2 separate regions of the Homo sapiens genome follow, and region 2 is linked to region 1. Evidence: chromatin loops called from intact Hi-C (ENCODE). Cell type or tissue: gastrocnemius medialis. All regions are shown on one strand. Links, peaks and the distances in the headings refer to the core of each region. The heading gives the core; the rest is flanking DNA.

Region 1 (9,729 bases), core at 775-8,774:
TTTCTCCGCCCCCATGGTGAAAAAATATTCCATAGTCCCAACAGTCTTTCTCAACCAAACTGCCACAGTAGAATTAAGCCTTAATGCCCATTGTATCAAATGAATTAACTTCTATAATAGAGTGATACTTATTTATCATCCTTGGGAGAATTTTTAAAAAATATTTCTGAGTTACATGGTTTAGATGAGAAAGGCTGGCTGGAGGAAAGGAGAAAGGAAAAAAGAAAGTGAAAGCATCAAAGAATCCTGGACAGCAAAGGGAAAGGTGCCAGGGAGCCAGCAGAATGCCAAGGCCATGCGGCGAAGGAACTTGGCCTTGTTGAGCTGGTAGAGCCCAGGGAGGTAGCAAGACCCAGGGGAGGGACCTTCTTCTGACCAAGGAGGTGCATCTTAGGCACTTTCTTCTGGCCCAGGAGGCTTTGAATCAGTGACAGCACCATTCTGGAAGGAGCAAGGCTGGCTGAAAGGAGATCCCTCCAAGCTGTAACCTGCAGGACCAACTATTAAGAATTCTCTGGGTCAGGGAACATCTTCATGAATACCTTTGAATGAAACTCAGGACTTCCTAAAATTTCCATGTCTTTTTCTTTCACCTGTCAGGCAGGGTATTCAGAAGGCCTAAAATGATTAGGCCAGATACTGTTCAGTCAATGTTTTCCAACTGTAACATAATTAAGAATATGAGCTGTTTTCTCTCCATGTTGACAAATAACTCCAAGATACCAGCACAGTCCTTCTTCCAGTGCAAACTCAGTCTTTGGACCTCCTGGAAGACTTCCCCAGACCACCACTGTACTGACAGGCTGTGTTTGTTCCTTTATTTGACATTTGGCCAGGGGGATGTCCTTCCTTAATGAAATCAGAGTCTGGAACTTTACCCAAATATTAGGTTGGTGTAAAAGTAATTGCAGTTTTTGCCATTGCTTTCAATGGCAATGTAGCAATTCTGTAATAATAGGTCATGAAAAGAGGAGGCTCACCACAGGGGCTCCTGAGAAGACATTGATTACCAAGGGGAGGGCTGGCAAGCATATTGTTGGGAGGAAATATTTAGTGAGCAGGTGAAAAATAATGAATTAAAAATTTTAAACTTTTCTTAGCAAAAGAAGATATTTAATAAGTATAAAGTGTTAAAGCTGAGAATTAAAGTAATATTCACTAAAGAGTACACAGCAAACATAAAAAATATAATTACATCTATAACTTGAGAAATATTCATGTGTTATTTTAACCTGGGGCTTTGCATTTTAAGTGAGAGGAAAGAAAACAGATCAACCCAAATTACTGAAGGCCCTGGAAGGAAGATTAAAGGAATTGAGATGGCTTTATTTTGGTGATAAGAAAGCCAAGGGAGGGCTAAATAGCTGTTTTCAAATATTTTAAAGGTTAGTCCCAAGATACAGGCCTGCTGAGCTCAGCCCCTGGCCTTTCCCAATTCAGAGCCCTTGAACTCAGCAGCTAACAAAGAACTGCTGTCTTAAGTGGAAAGTAGAGTCAGAAGCTCTCCCATCCTCCCCAAGAGCTTCCTTCTGGGCTTTGGCTCTCCAGATGGGTTACTCACACTCCTATCCCTCCACCTCATCCATTAAGTTAGAAAATTGCTGACTCCCCAAACCATTCTCCCCAACCAGTCCCTGGGGCCTTACTGTGTCTAACACCCCACTAAGCTGCTCCTCAGTCCTCCTGCCTCTGCCTTACTGTGGCTTCTCGTAACTTCTTTCTTATAGCTTTTCAATAGCCATCTAATGGACCTCCCTGACTCAGCTTCCCCATCCTCCCACAACAGTCCATTTCCACACTGCCCCAGAGCTCCCATCCAAAACACAGATTTGATGATGTCACTAGCATAAATACCAGCAATAGACTTTCTGCAGGCTTAGATTTTCATAATGAAAGGTATTTTTACAGTATCTGCCTTGGCTCCTTTTTTCATCCAATCCCGTTAGCACTGCTCTCAAGCCCCTTTCCAAAGTGACTCATTCAACCTGTCCCCTCTCATTTGCCCCACCCACCCGCACTGAAGACTCTGCTTCGGCCACATTAGACACTCACAATTCCTTGAACATCCTCATGCTCCGCTGCCTTTCTTCTTGCAAATTCCTGTGCCTGAAATGTCCATGCTTATCTCCTCCATGTGGAAGAATCTGAGTCATCTTTCACAACCCTGGCCAAAAAACACCTCTCTTATGCCTCCCTGCATCTGGGCAGAGGTTGTGACTTCCTCCTGTGGTTCCCACAATGCTTGGTTCTGAAGTAGCACTTGTCACATATTATAATTTTTTGTGTGCATTTCTGTCTTTCCCATTCAACTGTCAACTTCTTAAAAGGAAGAACCATATCTTATTTATTTGGGTTTTCTTCTATTACTATTATATAATATTTCCTCTATTACTACTACATACTATTACACAGTATCTGGTGTTTAGTACATGTTTGATCATTGTTGAATGAAAAAATAAGCTCCCAGTTCAGGTTCTCTTCTAGTTTACCTACCATAGCCAGCCTGGCCAGGAGCTAGGAGTGTTCAGCTTGGAGCCAGAGGCAGGATCCCAGGAGCAGGTTAAGAGGAAGTGATTGACAACTGCCCGCAATGGCTCCTGCTGGGCACATTTTACATCCCAGGGTCTGGATCAAAGCTGTCAGTTTCTGCCCTGTCTGTTCCTAAGTGTCATAACTGGAGCAAAACTCCTTCATCAGCCAGTCTGGCCACATCACAGACACGTGGGTTGGACAGCAGAGGCTGCCTGGCTCTTTTCAGGTTCCTATGGATACAGTGTCTCCCTTGACCCACTGAATTCATCTGTGTGGGCAGCTGCCACTTCTGGACTACAAATACACAGTAAGCAGGCGTGTAGGAGAGCAAGAATAGGGTAGAAAGAGCACGTAGGAGGAGGGGAAGAAAGAACTGAGAGAGAGCCTATGGGTAGAAGTGGGCAGGAAGGAAGGTTTGGTCTTTTTGTTCCTACAGAAGATGTTTTTGAAAAGCTTCTTGACAATCAAACAGACTTTTGAAAAAAGTTACTTTTGCTAAATATAAAGTGTGAAAATCACCAGTGGAAGATTGCCTCCCTTTCTGCAGCCAGGGCAGAGCTCTTGGGTGTATTTTGATCAGTAACTTCTAGACACATCCTTCACAACCACAACTAGGCAGCCAAGCATTCTGACATGTGCTTAACTAAGAAGCAAATTAGGCAGCCAATTTGTAAAAATGTAATATGGCGTCCTTTCTCCCTTCTGCTTATTTCATTGATAAACACACATTCATGCACATTGATGTACATAGTAATAATAATATTAGTTTACATGGCTGACTCTACAGTTTCTGTAGAGCTTTTGCTTAGAGCTTCACAATAAATGAAGCAGGCAAACTGCATTGATTAGATAGTCCATGGTTTCCGAGTTACTCAGTAGAGGTGCAGTCTAGACTCAAACCCCGGACTCCAGCTTCCAAGAATAGGCACACTCATTCCCACACCCAAACCCCCCACCCCCATTCCATGCCTGGCTGCTGGCTAAGCCACAGGCTGCTCCACAGTTGGAGTGTAAGGGATAAAGAAAGAGGAAATGAATGGTTTAAGTTGGGAAGGGCATCTTGACAAAGTTGTTAGAGTCTACCAGTTTTTTCAAACCCCACATTAGAGTACAGCAAATAAATGCATGTCTAATCATCACTCCACCGGCTTCTAACTTTTTTGCTCATCACTTTCTCTGAATTTATACATGGAAGACTTTTGAATGTGGTTCCTACACTGAACCAATCTCCAAAATTAAGGTTATGGCTTCTGTCCCCATGGGGGCCTGTAAGTTGAGGTCCATATGGCAGCCTATGATGGCTATCCCCTCCCCATGAGCCACAGGATGTCTCTGGGCACAACACAATGCCTCCTTTTCAACCGCATTTTATCAGTTTCTCAAATATCTGTATTTGTGGGCCAAGTGATGACAATACACTACATTTATAGAACATTACAGTCTCTGGAGAGCCTTCTGTTTTATACACCCTACCCACTACACCCTCCCACCATAGGATTCCCTCCCTGGCCATGAGGCTGATAGGACAGATATCACCATTTTAATTTTACAGATTCAGATATAGATATATATATATTGAGACAGAGTCTTGCTCTGTCACCAGGCTAGAGTGCAGTGGTGTGATCTTGGCTCACTGCAACCTGTGCCTCCCGGGTTCAAGCAATTCTCCTGCCTCAGCCTCCCAAGTAGCTGGGACTGTAGGCACATGCCAGCACGCCCAGCTAATTTTTGTATTTTTAGTAGAGATGGGGTTTCACCACGTTGGCCAGGATGGTCTCAATCTCTTGACATTGTGATCCACCCACCTCAGCCTCCCAAAGTGTTGGGATTACAGGCATGAGCCAGGGCGCCTGGCCGCCTGGCTATATATTTTTTTGTCAAGCTCTAATTCCACAGTTGACTGAACTAAATGATATTTAGTTCAGGACCCAGGTAACTAACCAAAATTTAAGAGAGAAATTATTTGAAATTGAGAAAAAATATTTGACTCTTAATGCTGTTAAACATGATATGACTAACTCCCACTCTACAATGTTCTTCCAGTTTTCCCATCCATGGACTCTGCCACCAAGCAAAGAAGAGGATTTACATATGACCAACTTCAGCAGAGCAAATGGAGAAATTATATGGCTGTGTTCCAGCCCTGGCTGGTTACATATTTTATATTTTATAGCTATTTCTCTGTCAGAATTATAAATCAACCACACACACAAAAAGGTCTAATTTAAAATGGGGCATATCAGAAAATCACAACTCAGCAAAATATGGCATTTTCCTGACAAATACTGCATAACTAAACTATATATGCACATTCTGGTTTTAGAGACTGTCCAAACTACAGGGTGATTTGGGACTTCAGTTCCTCATCCCTGCATGCTGGACGGATTTCAAGAAGATAATTAAAGTCGACGGTACCTGGTATATGAAATCAAACACCCATCCTCTACTCCCTGGGTTTGGAAGATCAAAGATAATAAGCCTGTCATAAACTAAGGCAAAGGGCCACCAGGGAGTGACAAATCCCTATCAGGTTTAAATTTTGTCAGAACAGTCAGTGTAGAAATAGAGTTGGTGAACATGCCAACCCTCCCTGTAACCTAGTCTGAGCAGCACTGAAGGAAAACTGGCCAGGCCTTTCAACATGTTGGCAAAAGCCACCCCCTGACATCCTGGAAAAGAGCAGAGAATGGGAGAAATGTGCTGGAGAGCAGAGCTCATCTGTCCAGCCAGCACTCAACTTAACTGTGGCCAGAACCTGCCATTGGATATTTCCATGCAGTTATTAATAAGCTCTACACAAAAACTACCTGGAGGCTGAATCTGACTCTGGGATTTGGTGTTAAATACCAGAGGGTATACAGTGTCCTGCCAAGGATAAATTTTATAACCCTACATTCCTTTACTGGTGATTTATATTCCTTTCCTTATCAGGTTAGAAAGAGGTAAGGGTACAATCAACGGATTCCTTATCAAATCAAAAGTCCTAAGGTCTGGAATATGTTATTGAACTTGTGAACAAAAGACATTCTAGGATTTGAGATATCAATTCAACTTGTTTCTTGCACCATTATGATAAAAAGGAGAATTCTTTGTAGTTTATTATCTCACATCTACATTATCTTAATTTATCTTCCCAACTCTGCAAAGCAAGCAGAGCTGATATTCTGTTTGAGAGTGTGTGGATATGAAATTGAAGATCAGGGCCTGAATAGCTTCTCAGGTTCCCATAGCCATTTCCAGAGCTGTCTCATGTTTTCTGACCCCAAGTCCAAGTTCTCTCCAACACAGTCTTTCCCGGGCAGATTATAGGGGTTCTACCCACTTCAACAGCAGGTCTTCAAATAATGTTTCATTCAATATTATTTCGTTATAACATTGATGAGAAGGAAAAAAATAGATTTCTCCCCAGAGCCGCTGTCTTTGTGGAGTTTGCATGCTCTCCCCGTATCTGTGTGAGTTCTCTCTGGGTCCTGCAGTTTCCTCCTATATCCCAAAGATATGCACATTCAGTTCATTGGTGTGTCTAAATTGTCCCTGAGTGAGTGTGGGTGGGTGAGTGAGTGCACCCTGTAATGGGAAAGTGTCCTGTTCAGGGTTGGTGTCTGCCCTGTGCCCCAAGCTGCTGGGATAGGCTCTGGCCACTGTCGACCCTGAACTGGAATAAGCAGTTGAACAATTATCTTGCTTGTTTGTATTAATCTTAAATCTATGTATAACTCAAATTTATTTCAATGCTTAATATCCAAAGTATATTGGTGTTTATTTGGAAGTTCGATGTTTTGAGACCAAAAATATGCTGTAGGAACTTAACTCTTGTTTATATCATTTAGCCTATGGTAAAATTGGTTTCGTCATACACTATTTTGCTTATAGTTGCAGTTTCCAAGAACCTATCAACAGTGTTAAGTGAGGACTTACTGTATTGCTATCTTAATAGTCCCTGGTATGAGCAATTTATCACATAGATGAAACTCCTTTATAAAGAGGTACTTTTAGCAATTTGACAGCTGAAATCCTTCAGGTGGATCCAAAAGGTACCCATCTGGTATTGCATTCTGTTCTTTCTATAATGGTCTAGAGTAAGTTTATTTTAATAGTTTAACTATAAAATATATTCACATTCATTATTAATACATGGTTTATGCCTTTAAAACAATTAGTCTAAGGCCTTTGAACAAAATTTAAAACATTTTAAAAGCATCTTTTAAGGAACAGTTTGCATTGTTTATTCAGTTCAAAAAATATTCATTGAGCACCTATCAAGCATTGTCTAGGGCAGTAAGAAGGCAGAAGTGGTCAAGACAAGGACCCTCCTCTAAAGAGCTTAAACCAGAGAGAGGAAGTCAAATAAGAAAAAATAAATAAATGCATGTATTGCTCTAAGAACTAAATTGGAACAAGGGCAGAGGGATCCAGAAGCAGAGAAAGGGCACTTGATCCAGTTTCAGAGAAGGCTTTCCAGGGGAAATAACATCAATGCCAATAGTTTGGGAGAACAGAGTGTTGTAACATGTTTCCAGCCTCATGTGTACCTCCAGGGCCGCTGGGGAGCTCTGACGAATATTTAAACGCACATGTCCTTTCCCACTGCTTTGCTTTACCCACTCTACTCCTTTAGCCAGAAAACCTCCTCTTGAATTTTATTCCTATATCATCTTCATCATCCTTCACAGCTCAGCTTTAATGTGGTGTCTTCTCAGAAGCTTTCCTTGACCATATTTGAAGAAACTGAACTAAAGCTAATCTGAAAAGCTTGTAAATGCAAGACTCAAGTTCTATTACATTGCCCTTGATCATTCAGAAATTCTAAGCCCCTCAGCTAAATTTAGTCATTAAAAGATCACTGTCCATTCTTTAATGTTTTAAGAATAAGTTGTACTATTTCCTAGTTGACTGTTAGTGGAGCCTACAGGGGGAAATCATGGCCATTCCTAAATTTCTCCAAGGCTTGTGTTATTGCGGCATCTTGGTCTCCAGCTGAAGCCCTTGGGGAAAGAGATAAAGTTGCCCCTTCTGTTCCACTGGATCCCAGCTTGGGTACGTCAGGCAGCTTAAAGGGTGACCACCATCAGAATCCTTGGTCAACTGGTGGCAGTTTGGGGTGAAAACATGTCAAAATTACATTGCAATTTTTTTACTCTAAAATTACATAGTGGTTCCTTTGACCATCAGTAAATCTTTACAAATGGGACCAAAACAACTTTCTTTGGAGACACCATGGGACTAAAGAAAGAGACAATATTCCTATTATAGAATTTTGCAAACTCTCCGGATGTCCTAACAATAAGTTACAGATGTTTAATCCTAAATTAAGAAGCTAAATATAATGTGGACTTTACAAATGGCAATTTTCTATAATTTGAGGAAAATATCTGGTAGCTCAGTTCCCACTAGAAATGTTTGGCAATGGTTCTGCTCTCTGTTAAACATCTCTGGTATGATTTCCTAAGGACAGAATCATAGCAGAAGACAACAGATTTTTTTTTTTTTTAAAGAAAAACAACATAGAATTGATCAAGAAACTATAATTTGAATTTTCCTCTGGGCATGTGGGTATTGTTTTATAACTGAGAGAAGCATTAAAATATCAAGGGAACTACATTCATATTTGTATTAATTCTATTGAATCATTTCTTGGCTTATCATATTTTGTGTTATTGCCTTGTTCTCCTTTGTTTTGAAAAGAAACTTTATCAGTTTTCCTGTGTCATGCCATTTTATCTCTTCACTCTGCCTGCAATAAGATATCAGCCTAATATTGGCAGAGCAACTCCGTACAATGATCCTTTGTTCTGGGAAAAAAAATTGCATGAATAGTATATTATTAAAATAGAGAAGGAAGTGTGTTTCATTTGTTATTTATTTAGTGAATATTGTCATGGTACCAGGTGCTTTACAAAAGACAAATAAGTGAAGCAATAATACGGTGCACTTGGATCTTGCATTTAATGTAAGGATCTCTGAGTACTTACCAAACACTGACTCATAAATCAACTCACTTCAGATAGGATGTAAAGGTTGCTTTAAATCTACAGTCAACTTTGCAGAACCTGCTGTAAAAAATGCTCCACGGCACCAAGCACTGTACAGCCTGCCTTGCCGCATCTCTGATACCTCTGAGGACACAGGGAAAGATGAAATCACAATGGGAGTGGGGCTATGAGAGATGGTGGGTGAATTTTGAAGAAAGGAAGCTAGAAAAAAAAATGGTAACAAATAGAAGAGAATCTGGGAAACTGAAAGCTAAAGCAGTGAATTTCATAGACAACTGACAGATAACTTCAGGTTCTAAACAAATGCAAACTTGACAGCTGTCAGAGTAAATATTTTATTGACCTTAGATTTGGCTCTTATCTTTGTCTAACACATTCGTGACTTCTGAAGTTGGTTTCTTCTGCACAGGAGAAAATTTCTCGAAATTTTTCAAGATATGAATAGACTGGATTGTATTTTTCTAGTCACAAAGCTGAAATCTGCTCTATCCTTAATAATTATCACGTAGAATTTGCTGCATACCATCTTGATGTGAAAGTTGAAATTAGGAAAATCTTACCAACTCAGATCACACTAAATTCTGAATCTGTCGGAAGATAGCCAGAAATCTGTAGAAGACTACGCTTCTGAGATTTTTCAGGTAATGCCCAAGCAGGGTTACAGCTGTGACACAGCAGAGGCCAAAGGCAACAGACAGCAACCATTCAGGTATCCCTGACATCCCTCTGCAGGCCTTCACAGAGAGTCAAAACTCAATATTTCAAAATGTATGCTTTTTCTCTCGGAAGAGTTTGGTGAGCCCTATAATCAGAAAGAAAACAGACAGCAGAGGGCCGGCAGCCAGGTCTTCCAATTACTATTTCAAAATCAGGAACCAGAGACCATGCCTGTGCAGAGGATCTCAGCTTGAGCCTGGGTTTTCTGCCATCCATTTGCAGGGTCCAGGCCTCTCTTGGCTTAGGCTGGTGGCTTGGGCCAGATGGAAGTCTAGTGCATGGGGAATGAGCAGCCTCTTGGGAACAAGCCAGCATTGCACCTGCTGCTGGGAAGTGTGTGATCTGGGCACATTACAGTCTAGTGGAGTACCAGGCAAAATTCCACTCTCAGGGAAGACGCAGGTACCCCCAGGAGACAGCTCATTATAAGAGAGGAAGAAGCCAGGAATAGGGCTGAGTAACGAAGTCTTAGAATTCAAAGAGGGTG
Region 2 (9,729 bases), core at 1,130-9,129, 120 kb before region 1:
TTATACAGATAGATGCCAGCAGGCCACACACTCCTTCAATTTGCCCAGCAAACCCTGACATTTCTAAATAGCTCCTATGCCACCCTGCTTCCTGATGCTCTGTTCCTCATCCTCTCCCCTCTGTCTGTTCTATCGTCTCTTCCTAAACCCTCGATAACCGTAAGCATCATGGACAGAATACTTTTGTTATCTTTTTGTCCAGTTCCTGTCCCTCACCAGACACTCATCTTCATAGGCTTCATCAGGCATATTCATGAAGCCTTAGCTTTACCCCAGAAGTTGTCACCTGACTCAAGGCAGCTTTCTCACTCAAAAGGATTATGTGACTAGCTCTTAGACTAATTAATCTTCCAGCAGGAAAAAATACCACTGCAATAAACATTTTCATGCATAAGCATTGTCTGCATCTGAATATTTCTTCTTTAAGACAGATTCCTAGAGCTGCAACTCCTGGATCAAAAGATACGGAAACACTGGACCTCTTTATACCCATCATCTTTCCATTCTTTTCCCATGAGGCCACACTGCCTAATACGGGCTCTTCGTGGCTTAATTTGAGAGGCTTTGAAAATGGAAAGATACTTCCTGCTCCCAAATAGCTCCCAAACCAGCTCTTTCATGATGACTGAAATTGACCCTACCCTACCTTGGTTATAAGCACAGCTATGTTGTAAAAATACAAAAGCTACCGTTAGCCAGGTTGGTAAATAGACTAATCCACGGAGAGACATTAATGCTTTAACTCAGAGCTTTCCTTCAATTTAGGAACCCCTCACTGAGCCCTGAGTGCCAGAAAGCATGGCACTTTATTGTTTTTTTTTGGGGGGGGGGGTTGAGGATATAAAGATGAGAAACAGTATGAAAGGGGGAAAATGTGAAACATAGGTCTTGTCCCCCAGCCCCCAAACCTCCCCACCCTACTTTGTAGGAAGCAAGGGACTGGGAGAACAGAGTAGCCAGGGACAGCTGAGAGTGTCATCCTATAATGAGGAGGACAGAGAGGCCCATAGCCCACCTGAACCCCACCACCACCCCCCCACAATTCTGCCTTTTCCAGACAAGTGGTGGTTGAAGCTTCTATAGCTGTCTTCACCCATAAACTATAACTCTACACTCCCTGGCCCTAATGCTTCCCATACACAGGGGGCTGTGCCAGGGAGGTGGCACAGGCACTTCCAGAACTCTCCAGACGCTTTGGGAATCATCCCACATAGAACCACTTGTTCCCATGTTGCTTCACAGGAAGCCCAGGGTCTCCATTCGAGGCAGCCCTGCACAGTCACAATGAGCACTCGTGGTTCATCAAAAGCAAATTGTGCAAAGGAGGGCACACAAAAGAACAATTAATACAATTTATGGAATCAAAGTGGCATCAGGAGCTGTACATTTTATACAGCCTGCTCACTAAAAGAGAAAAACAATGAGCCTCTGACAGGGAGCCACTCCCTCAAGGCTGGCCACGGTGGATCCCACAGTCTATTATCTCAGCACCTCATTTCCAATTCGAATGGATGCCACCTGTCTTGTTTTGGCCTGCAATGGATGGTGTTTTCTGGTTTAAAAAGCAGGAAGAAAAAGACTCATGTTGTGCTTTTTATTTAGCCAGGGTAGCATCTGTTCTTATCCACAACAGGACTGCTGGCTAAAGGACATATGCCAGGATTTTTCTTTTTTTCAGTGATGATTTTTTGAAATCCCCCAAAAAGTTCCTATTACAGCCTTTTGACAGATTATCTTTAACTAACAGCCCCAGTCCCCTGGCTGGAAGAATTGGCATTTGCAGGCTTGGTACATACCTATCCCCACGCTGTGGGTTGGTGTCATCAACTAATTGATCAATTGTTTGCATGAAGTCTGGGGACCTGGGATTTTTCACAAGTGATTTCAGTTCCCACATGTGAAAAGGTAGCTGCCAGCAAAATTCTATCTGAAACTTTCACTATAATTTATTTTGTTAGGTGCATTTAAAAAAAAAACACATAAGCCATCAGTAGCTTAGTTGGCATGCCATTGGTTCAAAAAATCAGTCTTTAATTCAGCAAAGATTGATCAAGGAGATACTACGTGCAAAGCACCTCCTAGTCCATGAGGTAGATGAACTGGAGTAGTGTTAAATAAATGGAAGATTCTAGAACCACATGACATTAAAGGAACACTGGACAACAAATCTGCCCATCTCACATCCTTCTTTTCCTGGCATCTTAGAAAGACAATCTTCCAGAGTTAATAGCCAAGGATGAAGTAAGAGAGGCCCCTTTCACTTCTCAGCAACTCCATTACATCATGGTGGCATCTGAATGATTGAAGGCTGTGCAGCCTTCTTTTCTGACATATGCCAGGGAGACAGATGTTAAACTTGTCTGTTGATTGACTTGGTAAGATGAGTCTCTCAACCTGGTCTTAAGAAAAAGGTAATAGCTTGGTGTCACAGGGTATGCTGCTTAGAGAAATAGGAGTCAAATCTGTGCCAGACTTTTCTCAGAGACACTAGAACACCAGGCTTTCCAGAACAGTAACAACTGCAGCAGAAGCAAAAGGGTAACAATCGTAACTGCCATAAACGGAACACCAGCTGTGTGTCAGGCATGCAGATACTATCTCCATTTTGTAGATGAGAAAGTCAAGGCTCAGAGAGATTAAGTAATTTGCTCAAGGTCACAAAGTCAGTTACTGTGATAGTTAAAAGCACAAGTTTTGGCCAAAGACTGACTTGGGTTGAAAACCAAATGATTAACTATTAATCACTTAATGATAAAGTTATTAATCATTAATTAATGAATCTCTCTGCTGCTTAATCTCCATCGAATCTCTCTCTGCTGCTTAATCTCCATCTGCCACCTTGTTAGAATGGATCTAACACCAGTTTTGATGTTTGACTGCTGACAGCCTGTAAGACTCACTCCTCCCTCTTCTTCCACCCCCAGCCCCCATCTTGACAAGCTGATTAGAAAGCCTGGGTACTTTCTCTTTGGTATGGGCTGGAATTTTAAACCATGTATGAGAACCCTCACCCTGCCATATTAGTCTCCTTTCCTTGCTCTCTTAAGCTATTATTGAACCTGCTTAGGGGCTGCCATGCTCTTCCCAGAAAGCCTCGTTATGTGAGTTAAGCCTTTCATACCCTCTTGGCATATGTGTGGCATCATCAGTTTCAATATCCAAACCAAATGGGGTCCATCCTGTTTCTTCAGGATAAAGACACTCTGAACGCATTGATCCTCTAATCTGCCTATGCCCTGGGATTGATCTGCAAAGCATCATCACTCTCTCTTGCCCTCTGGCTTCCCATTGGGTTTAGTCAACAAGAAGCACAGATAGATCAGAGGGAGGAGGAGACAAAGGTTGAGGCATTTCTTCTGCGCTTCTCCCTGACTTGGTACACGTTTCCGGCTGTTGCAGCATCCCTGTATGTCAGCTCCCACCAGGCAGCCCCCTGACCCCCCGCAACATGCCACCACTCACTCTTCCCTTCGGTTGTCCCTCCAGCACTAGGGGTGGTAACAGTGTGCCAAGGCTGCAGTCTCTGGGTGCCTCAACATCCATTGCTGGTTCCCTTATCCCTGCCCCACCTCTACAAGGAGTCATCTCTTTAAAGTTTCCTTATTGGAATCATCTGAATTCAATTATTTCCTCCCAGTACCCTGACCGATACACTAAGCCTCAGTCCCCTCACTTGTAAAATAGAGATGACTAATACTATTTGATAATAAGTCATAGGATTGTTGTAATAATTAAGATAATTCAGGCAAGCATTTAGTATACTACCTATATGTGCAATGTAAACTCTCCGTGTCTCTTCTTTAGTAAAATGAGGGTAATGATACCTATTATAAAGATTATTCTGAGAATCAGATCAAATTTAGGAAAATCAGCTAAGACAGACATATTACTATTGTTATTATTATAACTTACAACAGCAATAATAATAATGAACAGTGACCCTGGAATTAAAAATCCAGGTCTCTCTGTTTGTAAAGTTCATGCTTTTCCCACCAGACTACACTTTCTTCTTTAGAGAAAAGAGGTCAGACATCCCCCAGCCTGTCTTGGAAATATCATATTTAGACTGTTACATGAATTAAATCATTCCTTATTTCTTACTTAAACAAAGCTTCTCCAGCTCAACAGATTTGTCAGTTAAATGGGAGCTCGCCAAAAGAACAAAGTGTACTGTTTTCCTTTTAACATCTCAATGCCAGACATGATTCCATGTCTTTCACCCACCAGGGACTTTCCGGAACATCATCTCATAAGACAGCCAATGAGAATTCAATATAAATCACTGTAATTAGTATTCAAATGATAGGTGTTTGTCACAAGTCCATTATCAGAAACCAAATATTCATTAGGCAATAGACATGACCTTTAGAGCTTCTAAACATTTGTGACCACGGCTCAAGATGCTCCCCATCTGCCAATGCTCACAGAGGCAGCTCATAGGAGAGAGAAAATTCTGTAATCTTTAAAAATAGCCAGGAAATGTGATTCCCAGACAGAAAGATTTCCAGGTCATGGTGACACAAATAATACACTATGTGTATACAGGATGAGGATGAACTATAGAAGGAGATAGAAAAGCTGTGGAATATTGTAAGGATTTGGGTGATGATAGAAATAACCTAAGTTTGAGAGATCATCCTTCTCTGAAGGCTCCTCCACCCACCTTCCTCAACATTTTTCCTACGAACTGTCTTCTTTTCTCCCAGTGGTGCAGAAAGCAGTGAATTACAAAGTCAGTGTTCTGGGGAAGCTACCAACTTGGGAGAAGGGTTCCATTATCCAAATAATCGAAAATTATCATAGCTCCAGGGCATAACCTCTTAACAGATGAATCATGGACAGGAACCTGGCTCTGGGTATGTTGACAGCAAGGTGTAAGGAAGAACATACGGGCTTCAAAGCAGAAAAACCCAGGTTCAGGTTCTGACTCTGCTACTTTCTAGCTGTGAACCCTTGAACACATCACTCGGCCTCTGTGACTCTTCTGTAGTAAAATGAGGGTAGTGACACCTATTATAAAGGTTATTCTGAGAATTGGATCAAATTTAGGAAAATCATCTGGCACAGATATAGTATATCTTTAATCAACATAAGAGCTATTGTTGCCTTGGCCTCTAAGTACATAACTCAAACAGAGCTACCATATGAGTAGGCTCCATGGGAAATTATACCTTTAATACACCAGAGCACTAACATGGGAGTCACAGGACCAGGATTCTGGCCTAATGTTGCCAATAAATTGCTATGTCATCTTGGGCAAGTCACAGCATTTCCGTTGAGCTAAATAGCTCAAGGGGGCCCTTGAGCTATTTTTAAAATCTTGGAGAGTCCAGTGGGGAGCACCTAATTATTGGAGCTGAGGCTGCACCAGCTCTGCCCTTGCTTTTGGAAGAAATTATCTCATAGTCTCATGATATTCTGATTATTTTACTTCAATCTGTCTGGCATTCTAATTGGCAGCTGCATATGACTTTACCTAACAAAAGTGAAAATTATCAATGAACTACTGAAAAAGTTTAGGGTTTTAATAGAAAGATCTGACAAAATATATGGGAGAGATTTTAAAAAGAGATCCCTGGTGATGCAAAGTCTCAGAACCATCTCCCAAGGTACTAATTGGCTCTACCATATTCTATTTCTAGCATCCTCCTTAAAGATCCTGATTCTCCAGAATTTTCTCCCGTAAGAGGAGATTTAAAAATGTTTCAACTCATTATTCCCCTGCCTCTTCTCACCACACAAATGCTGTTACTAGTCATGTGACACTGACCACAGGCCGCCAATCTTCATACAGTGGCCTCTTTCTGGCCATTGATCGTCTAAGATGAACAGAATATTAAATATTAACTTATTCTTTCCAAAATAATTATGGAGTCTATACTCTGGGCAAGGTCTTGTTCTAGATAATGGAATATAGCAGTGAACAAAACAGACAAATTCTCTGCCCTTGTGGAGTTTGTATTCTACTAGGGAAAGATAGACAATAAACCAAATCATCAAAGAAATATATAAAGGTAGTGATAAGTGCTCTGAAGGAAAAAACAGGCTGGCTAAGGGAACAGGGATGATGCATCAGGAAAGGCTGCAGAGAGAAGGTTAAAACTGAGCAGGTACTTGAGGGTGAGAGATCAATGTTATTGGTGTCTGGGGAAGAGGCACCAGGTGGAGCATTGAGCCAGAGGTGGACATGAGGAGCCATTAGCCACCATGGCTAGAGAGGAGCAAGCCAGACAGTGAGTGAGGGACTAAGGGCACAGATCCCATAGGTCCTTGTGGACTATGGGCAAGACTGTGAGTTTTATTCCAAGTATGTGACAGGAAACCGCTGGAGAAGGGATGGGAAGTTTTACAAAGGAGCTGCCACAGTAATAAAAATCAGCAAACTCTGCTGTCTTTGTGTCCCTGGATTGGAATGAAACTTGTTCCCCATTTTAAACAGAAGCCTCTACCATGCTTGAAACTCTAGTGCTGCTCTTTAACCCTGGCAATAACTCAAAGTAATTCAATGGAAGACCCATTTTTAGTGTAAAGGTTAAAATGACAGCAAAGACTATTGCAGGCAAATGCAAAACCCTTCACTAAATCACATAGATTTTTAAACTAGAATAGGATCTATAACTCACAGCTCACCTATTTCTCCATCCAGGCGTGCCTAGGTATGCTAGCATTTGTGTGTTGGCTGGAATAAAGCTTTTTTTGCTCAGAAAAAAGACGGGGGATGTGTTCATTTAACAACAAAATCTCATTTTTTTCTGCCTGCCTGCTTAGGACAAAGATCTGGGGTTCCTTTCTTAATCTACAAAGTCTACTCTTTAAGGTCTGATTGGGGACCCCAAATTTGAATTGTCAGCCATATAACTCCTATTAAAAGCTCACATAAAAGAATATATTTAAGAGGGTTTTCAGCGTTTTCCATCAAATCGTTCCCAGGGTCAGCAGAGAATATATTTATCACAACATCTATAGGTATAGCCTGAAGTGACCTGATGAAAAAAGAAATTTTTTCAAAGAGATTTCATCATAAAAATATTCTTGGCTGGGCACGGTGGCTCCTGCCTGTAATCCCAACACTTTGGGAGGCCAAGGCAGGCAGATCACCTGAGGTCAAGAGTTCCAGACCAAAACGGCCAACATGATGAAACCCCAGCTCTACTAAAAATATAAAAATTAGCTGAGTGCAGCAGCATGCACCTGTAGTCCCAGCTACTCAGGAGTCTGAGGCAGGAGGATTGCCTGAACCTGGGAGGCGAAGGTTGCAGTGAGCCAAGATCGTGCCACTGCACTTCAGCCTGGGTGACAGGGCAAGACTCCATCTCAAAATAATAATAATAAATTTATATATATAGATATATATATATTTGTGTGTGTATATATATATACATATCTCCTCTTGATTGTTTGTTATATACCATACATCATAATCTATCCATGTTTATTTTAACATGTAGAATTTTAAAATACCAGTTAAAATGCTCAACATTTTCTCTCCTTCGTTTCTTATATTTGAGCAAGATGAGCATCCTTGATTGTGCCCTATGTTGATCATGTGGCTTTGGGTCCTCCCTGGCATCCAGGCTAGGTACTCAGGAAGAAATGCCACCAGTCAGCCAGTTAATCCTTCGAATCAAACCACCAAAGACCTACATAGCCAAACTGTACTACTAAATTCTCTTTAGAATCCCTTCACATCATTATGACTTCAGATCATGTTCAGTGTTTTTATTAAGAGCCACTGTGAGAAACAGCCACATTTATAGCTAGTTGTTACCATGCCCATCATAGAATAACCCATGCAATAAATTGCTCTCAGCACTCAGGACATTTCTCTTTGTGAAACAGCATGCTTTTTAAAAACAAGAACTCGTGAATATAGCATTTTTGTTTTGTTTTGTTTTGTTTGCTTTAACTGATAGGAAACTTGGAGATATTTTCATCCAATATTAGTAGCATTCAGCAGTCTACATTTCTGATATATCATTCAGAAAACACTGACAGAGCTCCTTCTCCATCCAGGTCCTGGGCTAGTCTGGAAAGAGGGGCACTTGTAATGTGCAAGCTGTTTCTTCTTACTTTTCACTAGGGTAAACTAAATGGCCTCTAACGATCTCCTCTAGCTCAATGTTTCTATTTTCTTTCCTTAAGAAAAAAAAAATGGAGCTTACAGACTTAGAGGATCTTATTGTGGAGTATGTGTCCCCAGGCACCTGCATTCCGTACTCTGCTTCCCAGAGGAACTATGCCAAATTTTTATTAGTTACATGATGAATTTTTTTGAAGTTCATGATATGTCATTTGCCATTTTAAAACAAATGCCTACTTTAAGATGCCAAAGGTGTGTGGAGTCTGAAGATGTGAAAGTATGTTTTGACGCTGCCTCTGCAAGCTCAGATTTTGGCTGCAAAGACCCTCCTGTATAAACCGTGGTGCAGGCTGGAACACAAGACCCAGAAATACTTTAGCCAAGTTCCAAGTATTTGCTTCTAAATATTTAAGAAGCCAACTCTCAGATGCCTCCAAGGAGGCAAATACCAGTGAGCTATTGCTAGCTCCTGGGGCAAATGAGGGCAGCCTTGGTCCAGTGCCTTTTAGATTTGATGTGGGACACATGGCTTTGCAGCATTCGTACAAACCTTCTTCCTCTGTTTCCCACCACCTCAACATCCACCTCATATGAGATCCAGCCACGTAAGCCAAGCAGTTCTCACACCAACAAGACTCCCTGGGAAGAAATCAGCCATTCTCAGTTCCCAAACACAGAGGAGTGCTCCAACCACTGGGAAAGGTTTATAGAACACTTGAATACCCATGCCGTCACACCCACACTGTTAAATACACGCATACCTGCATTTTCACTAGACAATGCCTATTGCTTCAAAAATTCCAGAATCCTGTCATATCACGTGGATGATTTAAAAGCAGTGTTATTAAATTAACTTCTAATTAATTGGCTCTCAGTGTTGCCAAGCCAGATTGCTAGAGGCTGAGTCCCTTTGTTATATGATGTGCTTATTACCAAAGCCAACTCTAACAAAGTATAAACATCTATAAACACAATCTTGAGAAGGCCAGGGACTAGCATGTAACCATTTCTAATCCACGTTTCTGTATTTGCACCAGTTTATGCCACAGGCTAAGGGTGGGATTAAATTTACACATGAAGGCAAGTTGGGAAAATCGGTTTCCCAAGAATTTATAATGCTTTTAAACATAGAGGTCATTCCATAAATATCAGCTGATTGAGAATGTTTCTCAATGTGTACATTCTAATATTTATTGATCCTGGGCAGCCTAATAATCCTGCCAACCGAAACTATTTGGGTCTAGTCTCAGGCCCAGCTGAGTTTTAAGACCAGCTCAAGCCTTAGATTGAGAAAACAGAACCATATCTGGCTTAATGTGGCTTGTGGTTCAGGAACTTATCATTCTTGTTGCTACCTTTCTTCAGACACATCTATTCTATTTAGTATAATTCCATTCGTCTCTTGTTCCAACCCAGTCAACCTCCTAGCTCATTCATCTCACCACCCATCTTTCATTAATCCCCTCTAGTCTCAGAGAAAGGGTCCCTGCTTCTTTTTAAAGTTGGTTTCAACCTGAAGCCTCACCCTGCCACCCACCTCTGCCAAGGTCTTACTCATTAAATCGTTTCCTCTCTGCTATCTTCAGAAATTACATCCTCCCCCACCCCTTCGACCTACCCATCTTTTAAAATCTTTCTGTCCTGTTTTA

What was found. A loop is a pair of places that touch in the nucleus more often than their neighbours do. Peaks named below come from ENCODE experiments on the same cell type or tissue, not always from the same donor. Only the 100,000 strongest peaks of a DNase experiment are listed, where the experiment ranks them.
Region 2: it touches region 1 in a loop (2.4-fold over the local background); 1 of 110 quality-filtered maps calls a loop at or near these places.

The regions. Positions count from the first base shown.
Region 1 is chr5:74,399,984-74,409,712 of GRCh38, forward strand. The region is part of intron 2 of LINC01331 (long intergenic non-protein coding RNA 1331); the gene reads right to left. Among named protein-coding and RNA genes, the nearest start is that of LINC01333, 83 kb to the left of the region's middle. In gastrocnemius medialis, for the core only: a CTCF peak has its summit at 5,076; a DNase peak (open chromatin) is centred at 5,138; H3K27ac peaks cover 3,752 bases.
Region 2 is chr5:74,284,600-74,294,328 of GRCh38, forward strand. No RefSeq gene overlaps it. Among named protein-coding and RNA genes, the nearest start is that of LINC01335, 19 kb to the right of the region's middle. In gastrocnemius medialis, for the core only: no CTCF peak of the experiment used is centred there; a DNase peak (open chromatin) is centred at 4,402; H3K27ac peaks cover 4,573 bases.